2 separate regions of the Homo sapiens genome follow, and region 1 is linked to region 2. The links are chromatin loops, found by intact Hi-C in ENCODE. Cell type or tissue: dorsolateral prefrontal cortex. All regions are shown on one strand.

Region 1 (8,000 bases), 280 kb before region 2:
TGATCCTCTTCTTCTGTAGCTCAATTGAGGAAAACTTTTTTTTTTTTTTTGGAGACGGAGTTTCGCTTTTGAGTCCCCAGGATGGAGTGCAATGGCATGATCTCGGCTCACCGCAACCTCCGCCTTCTGGGTTCAAGTGATTCTCCTGCCTCAGCCTCCCAAGTAGCTGGGATTACAGGCATGCACCACCACACCTGGCTAATTTTATATTTTTAGTAGAGATGGGGTTTCTCCATGTTGGTCAGGCTGGTCTTGAACTCCAGGTGATCTGCCGCCTCAGCCTCCCAAAGTGCTGGGGATTACAAGCCTGAGCCACTGCACCCGGCATTTGAGGAAAACTTTGATACTGTGGTAGTTTCTTTTTCTTTCTTTTTTTTTTTTTTTTGAGACAGAGTCTTTCTCCATCACCCAGGCTGGAGTGCAGTGGCGTGATCTTAGCTCACTGCATCCTCTACCTCTTGGGTTCGACCGATTCTCCTGCCTCAGCCTCCCGAGTAGCTGGGATTACAGGCGCCCACCACCATGCCTGGCTAATTTTTGTATTTTTAGTAGAGATGGGTTTTTGCCATGTTGGCCAGGCTGGTCTCGAACTCCTGACCTCAGGTGATCCACCCGCCTTGCCCTCCCAAATTGCTCGGATTATAGGTATGAGCCACCGCACCCGGCCTAGTTTCTATTTTTAATTTGAAAACCTCCCAAATGAAATCCCACTGTTGCACCTTGTGGGAGGTTTGATTGGAGATGGTCCACCCTTATGACTACCATGTTTTGACAGAAGAACCCTTTTGACATACAAAGTCTGCCTTGTGCCATGTGTGGCTTTGATTGTGGGATGCCTCCTTGTATCTCCTCTGTGTTTGTATCCCAAGAGCTCATTGCTAAGCTGGGTCAGAGAAGATTGCAGCATTGGCTATAGGAGTTGAGTGTACTGATTCTGGGACCTAGGCCTTCCTTTCATTGCTCTTCCATAAGTGGCTGTGTCTGATGATGGATGATAGGGTTACTTAACCAAGACAGTGGTGAGGACATTACATTTAGGAATGCAGCTGTGCTTGTCGGTTATGGGGCCAGCGACCTTAGGAAGCCTGCTGCGGCAGCCAGGTCCATACTAGCATCTGTTTTTCTTAAGGAAAAATAAAAGGGAAAGTTTTTCTTTTTTTTTTTTTCTTTTTTTTTCTTTTTGAGATAGAGTCTCACTCTGTCGCCCAGGCTGGAGTGCAGTGTCACAGTCTTGGCTTACTGCAACCTCCGCATCCTGGGTTCAAGCAATTCTCTTGCCTCAGCTTCCTGAGTAGCTGGGACTACATGAGCACACCACCATGCCTGGCTAATTTTTTATATTTTAGTAGAGATGAGGTTTCACCATGTCAGCCAGGCTGGTCTCAAACTCCTGAGCTCAGACAGTCCATCCACCTTGGCCTCCCCTGAGCTCAGACAGTCCATCCACCTCGGCCTCCCAAAGTGTTAGGATTACAGGCGTGAGCCACCGCACCCGGCCAGAAATTTTTTCTAGGCAGGCAAAACCGTGTAAAGGAGATTTTCTCAGTACCATCATCATCATCATCATCATCATTATCTTTTTTAAAAAATAATCAGAGATGAGGTCTCTCTGTGTTCCCCAGCGTGGTCTCGAACTCCTGGGCTCAAGCAATCCTCCTGCCTTGGCCACCCAATGTGCTGGGATCAATATCTTATTTTCTGGAACCTTAATCAGAGCAACTCCATCTCTTGATTCCTTGTCTGTGTATTTCATTAATGCAGTATCAGCAGTTGTCATCACAGTTGGAGTTTCAAGTCCAGGTGCTGCTGACATTAGGATGTGTCTGTTTTTAGAATCCCAGCCCTCCAGGAAGCAGTGTGTATGCAGATACTGTTTCCTGTTTCTCTGGGGTGTTTGGCTATTGTTATAACAAGCTCCAAATATAGGACTGTGTTTTTTTTTTTCCACATACCTGCACCCTTTCCCCCTCAGAGAGGTTAGTGTTACAATTATTTAGCTTATAAAATTTTGTCTTTGTGCCAAAAATGAGGCTGTTAGTGCCTAATATTTTATTTATTTATTTATTTTTGCATTTTAAAAATTATTTTTATACTTTAAGTTCTATGGTACATGTGCACAACATGCAGGTTTGTTACATATGTGTACATGTGCCATGTTGGTGTGCTGCACCCGTTACTCGTCATTTACATTAGGTATATCTCCTAATGCTATCCCTCCCTCCTCCCCCACCCAACTACAGGCCCCGGTGTGTGATGTTCCCCACCCTGTGTCCAAGTGTTCTCATTGTTCAGTTCCCACCTATGAGTGAAAACATGCGGTGTTTGGTTTTCTGTCCTTGCGATAGTTTGCTCAGAATGATGGTTTCCAGCTTCATCCATGTCCCTACAAAGGACATGAACTCATCCTTCTTTATGTTAGTGCCTAATATTTTAAAATGTAACTATTTCAGTCATTCTAACAGAAGATAATTTTTTGAATTTAAAAGCTATTTCCTGGTAGGGTGCTGTGGCTCATGCCTGTAATCCCAGCACTTTGCGAGGCAAAGGCGGGCAGATCACTTGAGGTCAGGAGTTCAAGACCAGCCTGGCCAACATGGTGAAACCCAGTCTCTACTAAAAATACAAAAATTAGCCAGGTGTAATGCCTCTAATCCCAGCTACTAGGGAGGCTGAGGCAGGAGAATCACTTGAACCTGGGAGGCGGAGGTTGTGGTAAGCTGAGATCACACTACTGCACTCCAGCCTGGGCGACAGAGTGAGACTCCATCTAAAAAAACAAAAACAAAAATTAACCAAAAAACGCCCACAAAAAAACAACTGTCTATGGGACTATGAGGCCTATTTCAGCGTGGTGGTGTGCACCTGTAGTCCTAGCTACCAGAGAGGCTGAGGTGGGTGGATCACTTGAGCCTGAGAGGTGGAGGCTGCAGTGAGTCATGATTGTGCCACCACACTCCAGCCTGGGCAAGAGAGTGAGACCTTGTCTCCAAAAAGAATGGTAGCTATTACGCTCTCTGAGCTTCAGTTTGCTTGCTCATACGTAAAATGAGATAATGACTAACCCAGTCATTGTGGGGATTACAGAACTACGCACATAAAGTGTTTTAGGTTGGTGTCTAGAACAATGTAGGTCTCAAAGGGACGTGGAGCTTGTTTTCATGGCTGTTAGAACTTGGGTGACCATATATCCCTGTTTGCCTGGGACAGTTCTGTTTTGTGCCTGTTGTCTCAGCATAATTATTACTATTATTATTATTATTATTATTATTATTATTATTATTTTGAGACGGAGTCTTGCTCTGTCACCCAGACTAGAGTGCAGTGGCGCAATCTCAGCTCACTGCAACCTCCGCCTCCTGGGTTCAAGCGATTCTCCTGTCTCAGCCTCCCTCGCAAGTAGCTAGGATTACAGACGCCCGCCACCACGCCTCGCTAATTTTTTAATTTTTAGTAGAGATGAGGTTTCACCATGTTGGCCAGGCTGGTCTCGAACTCCTGACCTCAGGTGATCTACCTGCCTTGGCCTCCTCCCAAAGTGCTGGGAGTACAGGTGTGAGTCACCGTGCCCGGCCCCAGCATAATTATTAATAGTCCCCTTTTTTCCTCTCAGAAGTATACCAGTTTGGGCCATGATTATATTGTCACCCCAGTGAGAACCCAGAAGTGTTTTTAATCCCTGCTAAATCTTAAAAAAGAGCCCAGGACTTCTTGTCACGTTTCCCATCCTCATTTTCTCACTTGCTGTCTGACTTAGGTGCTGATTACCAATTATAAGTAGAAAAAGTCAGGAGGCGGGTGTGCACAGTACAAATGTATGCTCTGCAAAAGCTGTATTTTTGCAAAAAGGAAGCTCTTCATCTCTGAGGAAGCAACTGAGCAGTCGGAACGTTTTTTGTATTTCAGGAACGATTTGTAACCCTGGACCGCGGAAGTCTATGTCTAAGCTGCTTTACATCCGCCTGGCGCTGTTTTTTCCAGAGATGGTCTGGGCCTCTCTGGGGGCTGCCTGGGTGGCAGATGGTGTTCAGTGCGACAGGACAGTTGTAAACGGCATCATCGCAACCGTCGTGGTCAGGTGACATCTCCCTTCTTCTCTTTGAGTTTCAGTGGATTTGAGGCATAGGTGAACAAACCCTTCTAACATGACAGAGAGTCCAGCGTCCCTCGGACTTCCTCAAATAGTTAGAAATTGGAGTTAGTTTCTGCGTAACTCATGAAAATTTAGAGACACTGTTTGTCCATGAAATACAACTCGTCTTTCGTTATGCACGTATTGATGTAGATTTCTTTCCTTACTGGTTCTTTATTTTCTACATTCCCTTCTGTCTCTCTCTCTTTTTTTTTTTTCTTTTTTTCTTAAAGTCTTTTATTCCTAACCCTTCTCTTATAAGAATTCGGAAGAAAACCAAAGACCAAAACCAGAGCAAAAACTAAAACTAAAGGTATGAAAAGAGATACGGTGTCCAGAAGTGGGACAGGGAATAATATTCTAGAACAATAAGGTTTTCGTGTTTTCTAGGCTAAAAATCTTAGAGATGATCCAGTCCCGCCCCCTTAACACCCTCTGTTCTAAATAAGGAATCAGACCTGGGCTGTTGCTGCGTTTCTCGAGTCACACCGCCAGGGGGCAGCAGAGCCCCTTCGGGAGGGGCATTTCCCGGTTGCGTGTGCTCCTCAATCCGGCGTCTTGCAGTGTGAAATATTTAAACATATAGATGAGAGGCCTATCAGAGTACTCTGTGATACCTTCATGAGAAGAGCCCTGAGGCACCGAAGGGGAAGGGCGTATGTCATGGTCCCAGGGCCATATGGAGAAGAAGTGCCCGCTGCATCCGGGCGCAGGCTGCAACTCTGCCCAGCGGACACCTCCCTGTTCCTTCTGTGGCCTTTACTGTTAGGGCAGGGCCTGGGTTAACCACTGATTCATAAGGAACTTTTTTTTTTTTTTCTTTGAGACGGAGTCTCCCTCTGTCGCCCGGCTGGAGTGCAGTGGCGCCTCCTCGGCTCACTGCAATCTCCGACTCTCTGGTTCAAGCGATTCTCCTGCCTCAGCCTCCTCAGAAGCTGGGACTACAGGCACGTGCCACCACACCCAGCTAATTTTTGTGTTTTTAGTAGAGACGGGGTTTCACTATGTTGGCCAGGCTGGTCTCGATCTCCTGACCTCGTGATCTGCCGGCCTCGGCCTCCCAAAGTGCTGGGATTACAGGTGTGAGCCACCATGCCCAGCCTCATAAGGAACTTTCTAGAAGAAAGTTGCTTGCCTCAGGCAGGTTCCAGGAGAGCTGCATCTTCCTCGGTAACAGAACCCTCCGTGGTAGAGACTCAGAAACTGAACCTGGAGGAGGGACCCCGGACATCTGCGTCTGGGCTGGGGCCCGCAGTCACCGAGCCTTTTCCTCTCTCTGTCTTGCAGTTGGATCATCATCGCTGCCACAGTGGTTTCCATTATCATTGTCTTTGACCCTCTTGGGGGGAAAATGGCTCCATATTCCTCTGCCGGCCCCAGCCACCTGGATAGTCATGATTCAAGCCAGTTACTTAATGGCCTCAAGACAGCAGCTACAAGCGTGTGGGAAACCAGAATCAAGCTCTTGTGCTGTTGCATTGGGAAAGACGACCATACTCGGGTTGCTTTTTCGAGTACGGCAGAGCTTTTCTCAACCTACTTTTCAGTAAGCCGAGGGGATCTGGTTTGGTCTGTTTCTTCTGTTTCAGTAAATGCTTCTGATGGAGCCGGTCCCTCTGTTCCCATAAAACCGCGTTTGAGAACCTGGTGTCTTTGGGTGTGTGGGGGGTGGCCGGAGACCCTCTGTCTGTGATGAGCCCTCCAGGGAGCAGTTAACTGCAAGAGCCACACCTTCTCAGACCCTGTGTCCCAATAGGACATGTCTTCGTATTGACACCCACTCACTACCCTGTCAAAATGCTGGATTAGCCTGTAAGGAACCACATAACGGACGCTGTACCCTTTGAGAATAATTTGCAGCTGCTGTTGAGCAGATACCAAGCACAGGCAGTGGCATGAATCGAGGTTGGAATCAGATAGTGAGTGACTTCTTACCACTTTGTATCATGATGGAAATGATCGACGATGCTACTTTTGGAAGACAGTTTGAATAGATGATTGCAGCACAGAAGGGAGCGTCATTCTAGAGCGAGTTCTTCCGCAATTTGAAAATGCTTGTTTTTTTTTTTTCACATGCAGCGTGTCATCTTTTTATATGACATTCTCTGCTAAATGCTGTTAAATTCCATACTGAGATGAGGTAAGGGAGGAAGAGTTCTCTGCTTATCCTGCACACCTGCCAGTCTCTCTTCCCACCTCTGTGCTATCCGACTTGGCACCATTCAGGGCTGGTCCTGGAGCCTGACACCAAGTCATAGCAGCAGCCTCCGTAGAGGGAAGAGGGAAGCGTGTCCCCTCAGTAACTTAAAGAAGTGCTTAAACCTAGTCTTAAGATATCTGGAAGAGGGAAGAAGAGAAGCTGGTTATTTCTAGAGGATGTCGTAATCTACATCACAGGCAGAACTGATGGCTCAGTGGCTGAGTGGCCAGTATATTGTCTTTTTTTTTTTTTTTTTGAGACAAGGTCTCGTTTTGTCACCCGGGCTGGAGTGCAGTGGCGCCATCTTGGCACAACCTCCACCTCCTGTGTTCGAGAGATTCTCCTGCCTCAGCGTACTGAGTAGCTAGAGTACTACAATAGCTGGGATGACAGGCACCTGCCACCACGCCCAGCTAATTTTTGTATTTATAGTAGAGACAGGGTTTCACCATGTTGGCCAGGCTGGTCTCGAACTTCTGACCTCAGGTGATCCGCCCACCTCGGCCTCCCAAAGTGCTGGGATTACAGGCGTGAGTCATCGCACCTGGCAGTATATTGTCCATTCTTACGGGCTACAAGTACCCGGAGGTGATTGAGAATTCCTAATTCCTCCATTTCCTGGAGAAAAAGGACATGTCAGGCCTAAGAAGACTCACTCTCTGTTGCTTTCCCAGCTTGGGGTCCTTTATGAGGCTTGCCATACCCTGTGAGTATGAGTTTAGTCTCATAAATCTCTACCATCCACTGTGTTTCAACAAAACCTTCCCAGCATCTTGAGAAATGAGAGTATAAACGTGGGCTAAAATGGTGCATTGCTACAAAAACGGACAATTTATCCATTGATTTCTCCACTTTACAAAATATTTGAAGTAGATTAAAAATAGTTGAGTCACATGAAGTGAAATTTTAAGACAGACGAATAGCATTTTTATATTCTCCAGTGGACTTGTCTGAGGGCAGGATGTGAAAACATATTCAGGTCACATAGAGAAGCACTCCTGCCAGGAGCAGTCTTTTTAACATACCTCTGTGTCTAGAAATGTCTGTGTGTGCGTGAATGCCTATCAACTATAGAAGACTGGATTTTAGGGAACCCGGGGGTGGTGCCTGCTGGGTTTTATGACAGGCCATTGTGGTTTCCCACCCAGGACACAGATCTGGTGCCCAGCGACATTGCGGCGGGCCTCGCCCTGCTTCATCAGCAACAGGACAATATCAGGAACAACCAAGAGCCTGCCCAGGTGGTCTGCCATGCCCCAGGGAGCTCCCAGGTGAGCCTGGCTTCATGGAGTGTCCAGTTCTGACACTTACACCTTTTGGTGGGTCTTCAGAATCATACAGCTAACCTATAGCAATTTCTTCCTCCCTTCCTTCATTCCCCTTTCCCCTCCCTCCCCTCCCCCTCCTCCCCTTCCCTCCCCTCTCCCACCTTTTTTTTTTTTTTTTTTAAGACGGAGTCTCGCTCTGTCGCCCAGGCTGGAGTGCAGTGGCACAATCGCGGCTTACTGCAAGTTCTGCCTCCCAGGTTCACACCATTCTCCTGCCCCAGCCTCCTGAGTAGCTGGGACTACAGGCGCCTGCCACCACACCTGGCTAATTTTTTTTCTTATTTTTAGTAGAGACGGGGTTTCACCGTGTTAGCCAGGATGGTCTCCATCTCTTCACCTCATG
Region 2 (8,000 bases):
GCCATGGCACTTGGGGGCTCCAGGGTGACTCCCATGAGGCCTCCCTTCAACCAGGCTTTTTGGCCCCACAAATACTTTAAGCAAATCATTAAAATTATAACAGTTAATGGTTTGGGGGTGTTTAGGCTGTAACTGCTAACTCCTAGGAAACAGCCTTTTCCCTGGACACAGATGGTCCATACGCTGAGCCACGTGAAACTGCTGATGTTTTGTTTAGATGCACACACATGGCAGCGTTTCATACAGGTCAGCAGGTTAGACCGGCTTTTGACCATATTCATCGCTATTTAAAACCTGTGGCAAAATGAACGCTTATTTTACAGACTTTCTAATTTGACCAGATTTCTTAATGAATAGACACAGAATTAACTAAAAACAGTCTCACCCCATGTAGTGCGCCGTGTCCTGAGAGAGGTGCCCTCCCTACGAGGAGGGAAGAACAGGCCCTGGGGTGCAGAGGCCCGGCACGTAGAGAACCCAGATAGACGCCGGTGGTGGAACTGGTCAAACTCCACGCCCGCCTGGGAGGTTGTCAGGTTGCTGTGGATGTAAGGATAGGAGGTGCCCAGTGCTCCGCTCAAGGAAGGCTGGATCTGGGCCCCACCTACAGAGAGGGCTCAGGGCTGGACCGGGGGCATTGTGTGCTTGGGCCGACCCGGGCCGGTGGCAGACGCTGTTCTCTGTCGGGAGATTTGCGTCCCCAGGACCCTGTTACACAGTGGGCTGTTGGGTTGGTGGCTGGCTTTTCCTCTATGGACTTCCTCTTCCTGCCCCACCTGCATAGGCACACACACCTTGAATCTGCACCCTCTGGAGGGCATCTGTACTCCTGTGCAAAATGCCCAGTCCAGAGACAAAACCTCAGACTTTGTGCACCTAGGTTTCCTTCTCAGCAGCGGAGACTGTTCTTTGAGTTGCCTTGAAGTGGAGGCCGAGCGGCTGCGGGCCCTTCGCCTCCCTGCGGCTGACCTTGATGTAGCTTTAAGTCACACTAGACTGCAGAGGGGTCCGAGGCCAGAAACCCCTGTCCTGCATCAGACTTTCATTCCCACGTTCTTAGGCTTTGTTACTGATACCTCAAATCGGAAGTTTTAGTTCTGAGAAAGGCAAGTCAGCGTTCTTGAAATGCCTGACTGGTAGATATGCAACTCTGGCCTCCAGTCTTCCATGAAAATAAATGCTGCCTGGACCCCCACCCAGACCACACACTGACGGCCGGCTCCGGCGGTGCCCACCCCTCAGGCTGGCCCGGCACCCAAGACTGGCCACAGCCAGCTCTGTCAGCATGTTGTGCTCGGACAAGCTGTTTCCTTCTTCTGACCAACCCAGGTGTGACCTGGGGATGCAGAGCTTTCTGTTTTGGGTGTTGGGAGAAGCAGCAGGAAGGAGTCGCCAGATGATCAAGCTCCCCCTTTGCTGTCATCTGTGAATGAGCTTCGCCAGGTGGTGGGCACCTGGGAGCCATGCAGAGGCTGTGGTGCTGAGTTAGACTCCAGGTACTTTGTGGTCAAAGGAAATCGCCTAGCTCCAGGCTGTGTTAGGACAGTATTAGCATGAAGGCTGTGCGACCATCATGCCTGCTGATCCTTGAGGCAGGCCTGGTCCAGAAAACTCTGGGTCAGTGACTGCGCAGGGCCAGCCGCTACCAGGACGGCCCTGAAACAGGACACATCTGTTTTTTGTCCCTCACCCTGGGCAGGCCGCGTCACAATCACAGTCCTCCTCCTCCCCACCCTGACGTCTGAGCGCAGGGCTTGAATTGTTAGTCCCAACTCTGGCCAAAGATACTTTTTTCCAGAGACAGAGGCCAGGAGGCAGTGAGGGGAGCCCCGCGGGGAGGCGGCGGCGACTGCCACAGCCCTTCCAGCCTGTCTTGCTGGCCGCCCTGGTTCATATTTGAGTTTAATTGTACTGACCCTGGACCCAGATAAGCAGCAACTTTGTGTCTTTGGGGTCACAGAACATTTTGGGGCAGTTTAATGTGGTACCAAACTGAAAATAGGAGCTATTTATAGATGGAGCAGCACTTAGTGCTTCATAGAAAGCAATGCCTATTTTTAAAGTTACAAACGCAGATATCTACATAGATATGCTTTGCTGAGAAGTTAGGTCTGTGGTAGACCAGAAACCACAAATTGACTTTTTTTCTTAGAAAATATTTCTATTTGCGGTAAATATAGTAATATGTAAATAATGTACATCTGTTGATTTCTGGAGTGTCTGTTATTCAATGATGTATATACTCCCACAGCTCGCATGAAGGAACAGCCTCTATTGATACTTGGTTGTAAAGTGAAGTAAGATTGGAGGGTGGATGGCTGTCAGAGCTCTTGCAGATACTGTGTTCACTAAATAAAAATCACATGTATTGTTAAAACAAGCCTAAGACTTGGTTCTTTAAAACAGATATTGTTGGGTCCAGCAAACACCCCTCCAATTTTCCTTTGCCCGTCCGAGGTGGGATGGCCTGGCCGAAGGTGCCGACTTCGGCAGGAGCACTTACTTGAAGGTTTTAAGAAAGTGAATTCAGATGATGACAGGAAGGAGTCTGGAAGCAAATGGGGAAAACAACAGTAAAAAGACGCCAAGTGTGTGATTTGCTGCCATTTATATACTATAGAAATTTTACATGCTGTATATTTACAGTGGGGCAAGTGCTTTTTTAATCTTTAGAAAAACAAAGATCAAACTTTAAACATCTCTGAACAACACAAACTGTATAAACCATACAGATTATTCAGATACAAACTGTATTAAATACAGTTTTCCCCACTCCATCTCCTGATGCAGGACCAGTGAATTATAAGTGTATCACAGTTTGATAGCATATCCATATTAAAAATAAAATCACAGTATGATTGTGTCTGTAACTAGAAACTCGAAGGGACCAAGCAGACAACGGAGACTCCAGTATCAGTGAAGACAAGAGACGCTGTATCAAAAAGTGTTGTGTAATAGAAACATACTGTCGGCTTTACAAATCATGTCTGGGTTATACATTCATAATGTAAATACTCATCATAACTGGGAAATTGATTGATTGGAACAGTTCCACAAAGTTCAAAAACAGAACTTGTCTATAAAATACATCTTCAAATCTTGAATACAACTAAAATAAGCAAATTAGTTTCTAGTATCAGACATTACAGAAAACAGACTGCTCTCCAAAGTCTAGGTGAGAGCTTGTGAGTTTTTAAATAAGTCTTTAAATTAAATATACACACTGTCAGTTTGTACTTTTGACAATTCCATGGTCTCCCGGTTGGTCTTGCACCAGATGTCTAACTTGGAGGAACATTACATGAAATACAAGTAATCGACCTGAGTCTGTAATTAAGCAGCATTTGAGATGTTCTATTCCAGGGCATTATTTCAATGGGATTTATATACACGGTATTTTACAATGGTCAGCAGTGGTAGAAAGTGTTCGTCCATTCGGAATAAGGGTAATTAAGAAAAGGTAAAAACTAAAAAAAAAGTTCTCCATGGTAAAATCTGTACAGTATTTACTAAAGAAGCACCACGCAGATTGGAACAGAGTTATTGTCTATCTTTATAATTTAAGCTGGGCTGGGGATGGCTTCTGTTGAACGCGTTGAATCTGAAAGACAAGAGGCGCAGGGTTAGTGAGTTGGAGGCAGGCGGCGGCGTGTAGGGCTTATTCCCGGACGCCCTGCCAGCTGCTCCCGAAGGCTGGGGAAGCTCTTCCTTGAGGAGATCACTCTGCCTTCTCTGCCTTCCTGAGTGGAAATGAGGGAACTGGCGGTGCGGGCAGCTCAGCCAGGGAGGCGCCATCTGCTGGGCCCGGCCACCACCCGCCCCAGATGCCTCCTCCACCTCCATCCTCACAGCCCCTCACTCAGGAAGTTTAGCTCCTTAATTAGGGTTGGGCCTCTCCCTTGAGGACACATTGATAAAGCCTGTTAATTAACGGCCAATTAATCCACAGACTCTTCACTTGGCAATTCATTTTAAATTCCTCTTGCTGACTACATGTGACAGACACATTTGGACAAAGTTTCCTTTCAAGGGAAAAATGGTTCACTGTCCCCTCTAGCTCCACAAGGGTCAGGTATAAAACCAGTGACTCTCCCAGGACCGCTGTGTGAAGTGATCCAACAAAGCCCCACAGCTCCGAGGTCCTGATCTGCCGCCCGGCCCTGGGCCACCTTCCTATGGTTTTGTACGGTGGCTGCTGGGGGGGTGCTGGCTCCAGCTCAGTGCCACCTCGGGGCGCAGACAGCAGCACAGGGGACGGGACGGACGAGGGAGCAAGGCTCCGCTCTCCTGAGTGAGGTGCCTGTGCTGGGGACCGGGCCTCTCCCTTCCCAGATGTTTATCAAAGGCCCGTGGGCTCTGCCGCTGTGAGCCGGGTTGGCTTTTCCCAAGTGAGGCACAAGGGAACAGGGCGACTCTGCCTGCGTGAAGGATGCGGGTCTTCCCCAGCCAGTAATGCAAACGTGATGAGGTGGAGGGTCTAGGTCTGTCCCCAAGCGCGTGGCCTGGGTCTGGGCTGGCTGGGAACCTGCCGGGGCCTCTCCATGGCTCTGCCAACTCCTATGAGCCCAGCCCCCAGGCAGAGCCGCAGAATTAAAACTCCTCTGCCTGCGTCCCCTCAGCGCCACCACAAACAATGAGGAAACAGACAGGAAAACAGCTTACCATAACTAGTGAATTTTTTGTTTTGAGGCTGAGTTTTCAATCACCTAGAAAGCAAAGGTCAGGAAAGAGATTTTAATGATGGTTGCAAAATCGCCAGGGCCTCTGCTGTGTGTGTGCGTTAAGTGGCTATGGTCAGAGTCACTGCGGTTCCCTGTGAGCGCCTGAGGCCACTCCCCAGTGAGGTGAGCAGGGATGTCCCAGCGCTCAGCGGCTGCTCCCAGGGTTTTACTGATGTCAAAGGGTTTACGTGATGACTGAGGGCTCCATCCAACCCACACGCAGCCTGATGTTAGAACAGATATCAGGCCCAAGAACTGAACTGGGCGGAACAGAGCCAGAGGAGGAGTTTGAAAGAGAAAGACAAGGGGCCGAAGTCCAGGGTAGAGGGGGACCCGCAGGACCACAGGACGCTGGGTGAGGCGGGGCCGGGCAGCGGCCTTCTCAGAAGGACAAGAAAGGCTCCTCAGTCTGCTCGCAGCAGAAGCGCCAGCTGCAAACCCTGTCATCGGTGCAGTGGGACGGGGACGGAAACACAGGGCCACCACACAGACAACGCCTGACCACAGCACCCGAGACACGAGGCAAACAAGATCACGTTCAACCTCCCTCCCGCTGGACCAGCTGCCTCGGGGGCCATCACTGTCTCCCAGTAGCCCCAGCTGGAAGCCCATGATCCTGGGAGCCTGCACCACACTCAGAATGAGCCCATCCACTGCATCCTCGGATCCTCGGGTACCAAGCAGCCCTCACGAATCTCCTTCCCCGATTCGCTGAAATGGGAACGCAAAACCAATTCTGAAATGTCCAGAACGTCTACAAGGCCCGCAGGCAACCCGTCCTCACCGGCAGTGCTGGTGCCTGTCCTCATCTCCGGCTGTTTCCCCAGCACTCCATGGGCAAATGTCCCCCATGGGGCTCACCCCGCAACCCCCAGCTCTCTCTCACACACTCTAAGGACCGTTTACCCCTCAATCAACAATGCATGCTGGCTCTGGGCTGCTGGGAGGGACAGGCCTTCCCCAGAACACACAGCTCCACCTAACCCACAACTCAGCCGAGAAGCAAAAGGCCTCAGGGCAGCCCTGAAGATTCGTCAAAAGCCCCTGGGAGGAGGGGATGCGCTTCACACGTGAACACAAACAATGGGCGTCCAGGCAGGGGTGACAAACCCTTTCTGTCAAGGGGCAATAATAAACATTTTCCGCTTTGCGAGCCACACGGTCCCTGCCCTGCCGCAGCCACTCACCTCTGCCAGGCAGTGACAGCGAAGCCGCCAGACAGCGTGGGAACGCACCTGGCTGCGCCCCAATCAAGCCACAGACACTGAGGTCTGAATTTCACATCATTTTCATGTGAAACGCATTGTTCTTTGGGATTATTTCCAACCACTTAAAAAGGTTAAAACCATTCTTAACTCCAAGTTCATACAAAGTCTGGTGACTGGCCGAAGTTGGCCCCAGGGCTGCAGTTTGCCAGCCTCCGCTCTAGGTCCACTGACTCGAGTGACATCCGCTTCTAACAGGCTCACAGCTCCTCTCGAGGGTGAGCGGTCACCGGACACCAACGGGAGAGGAAGTGGGGGGCTGCCTCAAGTGCAGTAAGAGCACAGCGTGTGGCCACAGGACGGAGACACAGCCCCACAGGGCAGAAGAGAATCCAGGACACCTGGCAGGGGCAGCCAGCGCTCTGCCACATGGAGGCCTCTGCAGTGTCACTCAAGCAGAGGCTGGTGCCCACGCTTCTAAGGAACCAAGCGAGCAAATCAGTACCGAGCATCAGGGTGCACTCAGAATGCTACAGGTTTAAGGATTCGGGAGAGTAACGTATACGCTGCAAAAGTATTTCTATCAAAAATGCTTTAAAACCAAGAGTTCTCGAGACCATCCTGGCTAACACGGTGAAACACCGTCTCTACTAAAAACACAAAATTTAGCCGGGCGTGGTGGCGGGCGCCTGTAGTCCCGGCTACTCAGGAGGCTGAGGCAGGAGAACAGCATGAACCTGGGAGGCAGAGGTTGCAGTGAGCTGAGATCGCCGCCACTGCACTCCAGCCTGGGCAATAGAGCAAGACTCCGTCTCAAAAAATAAAATAAATAAAATAAAATAAAATAAAACCAAACCAAACCAAGAGTTCTGGTCCTTTGCAAGGCAAAGTCAGATGCCTAGAGCTGTACGTTCCAGGGCTTTGGTGACACAGGTAGTGCTGCCCTCAGTCCTGTGTCACTTAGGCCTTCAATAAACGCTAAGGGCTTAACTGTGCAACGGAACCACACTGCAGGGATGAGCACTGAGGCCAGACCAGGCAGGGCAGGGGTGCTCTGAGTAACTGTGCCCTTTGATGCCACCTGAGGTTTTCTTTCTACATGTTAATCACCTTTGCAAAGAAAATGTATTAAGAAATAGTTTCTATCTTCCTAATTCCAAGTATCTCCTCTTACCCTGGCCATACTCAAAGAGACGACACCTGTCATCCCTGCTTTCCATCCGTAAGTGTTTCGTTTTCTCACGGAAAGGTCCGACGCCTTCCAGAGGCGGGCCACCAGAGAGAGGAAAGCCACCCTGGGCTCTCCGGAACTGGGCGACAGTCTCCAAGCTGGTGACCCTGGGTAAGTGCAGTTCTGAATCTTTAACAAAGTCCTCTGATTTTCTTGAATGTCTCTTCTTTTTCTTCTTCTTTTTTTTGTGTCTGTGGAGGTCAGCGTCAGAGCACGCTGCTGAGAGGTCTGAGTCCTGCTGATGCCTGCAGAAGGAAAAGCCAGAATTCAAAACCCTAAAACACAAAACCACCAGCAGCAGACCCTGGAGCTTGGCCTTTCCACCCATTCACCGAGAACATTCACTGTGCAGACACGCACAATTCTTATCTAATTAGCCACGTAGGCCAGGTATGGTGGCGCACACCTGTAGTCCCAGCTACTCGGGAGGCTGAAGCAGGAGGATCACTTGAGCCCAGGAGATTGAGGCTGCAGTGAGCTACGACTGCAACACCGCACTCCAGCCTGGGCAACAGAGCAAGACCCTGTCTCAAAAATTTAACAAGTTTGCCTTCACTGTAATGACTGTTTCAGTCCAGGGCCATAAATTCACCAACTTTAGCTCCATCCTGAACAGTCCCATCTCTGCTTCAGCTTTCTCAGGAACTAAGGCTGTTGGACAAACACTGCAGGGAGGATTCTGCTAACTTTTCCCGAAACCAGTAGTTACTTGAAGGGAAAGGAAATACTAAGCCTCCTTCCCTCCCATGTGCCTGAGACACCTGGCAGCAATATTATTTTTCCCTCCAATAACCACTGCCTATTTTCCATATGGCTTTTGGTAATCTTTCCCAGGGTTTCAGT

Evidence for each region. Hi-C counts contacts between places; a loop is a spot of excess contacts. Peaks named below come from ENCODE experiments on the same cell type or tissue, not always from the same donor. Only the 100,000 strongest peaks of a DNase experiment are listed, where the experiment ranks them.
Region 1: a loop joins it to region 2, with 4 times the contacts of the local background. A loop is called at or near these places in 18 of 110 quality-filtered maps.

What each region holds. Positions count from the first base shown.
Region 1 is chr7:6,432,437-6,440,436 of GRCh38, reverse strand. It overlaps DAGLB (diacylglycerol lipase beta), which reads left to right. Exons shown (of 15, transcript NM_139179.4): 3 at 3,904-4,075; 4 at 5,417-5,675; 5 at 7,478-7,600. Among named protein-coding and RNA genes, the nearest start is that of DAGLB, 12 kb to the left of the region's middle. RefSeq lists a silencer at 892-1,092 and an enhancer at 3,802-3,911. In dorsolateral prefrontal cortex, CTCF peaks have their summits at 4,421 and 4,625 (motif pointing right); DNase peaks (open chromatin) are centred at 3,996 and 4,626; H3K4me3 peaks cover 720 bases; H3K27ac peaks cover 7,237 bases.
Region 2 is chr7:6,156,156-6,164,155 of GRCh38, reverse strand. USP42 (ubiquitin specific peptidase 42) reads right to left here. Exons shown (of 18, transcript NM_032172.3): 16 at 7,101-7,402; 17 at 4,663-4,706; 18 at 2,592-3,601. The coding sequence ends at 4,699. It overlaps CYTH3 (cytohesin 3), which reads left to right. Exons shown (of 13, transcript NM_004227.4): 13 at 1-2,377. Among named protein-coding and RNA genes, the nearest start is that of USP42, 55 kb to the right of the region's middle. In dorsolateral prefrontal cortex, CTCF peaks have their summits at 3,605 and 3,808 (motif pointing left); DNase peaks (open chromatin) are centred at 3,755 and 5,195; H3K4me3 peaks cover 1,190 bases; H3K27ac peaks cover 6,535 bases.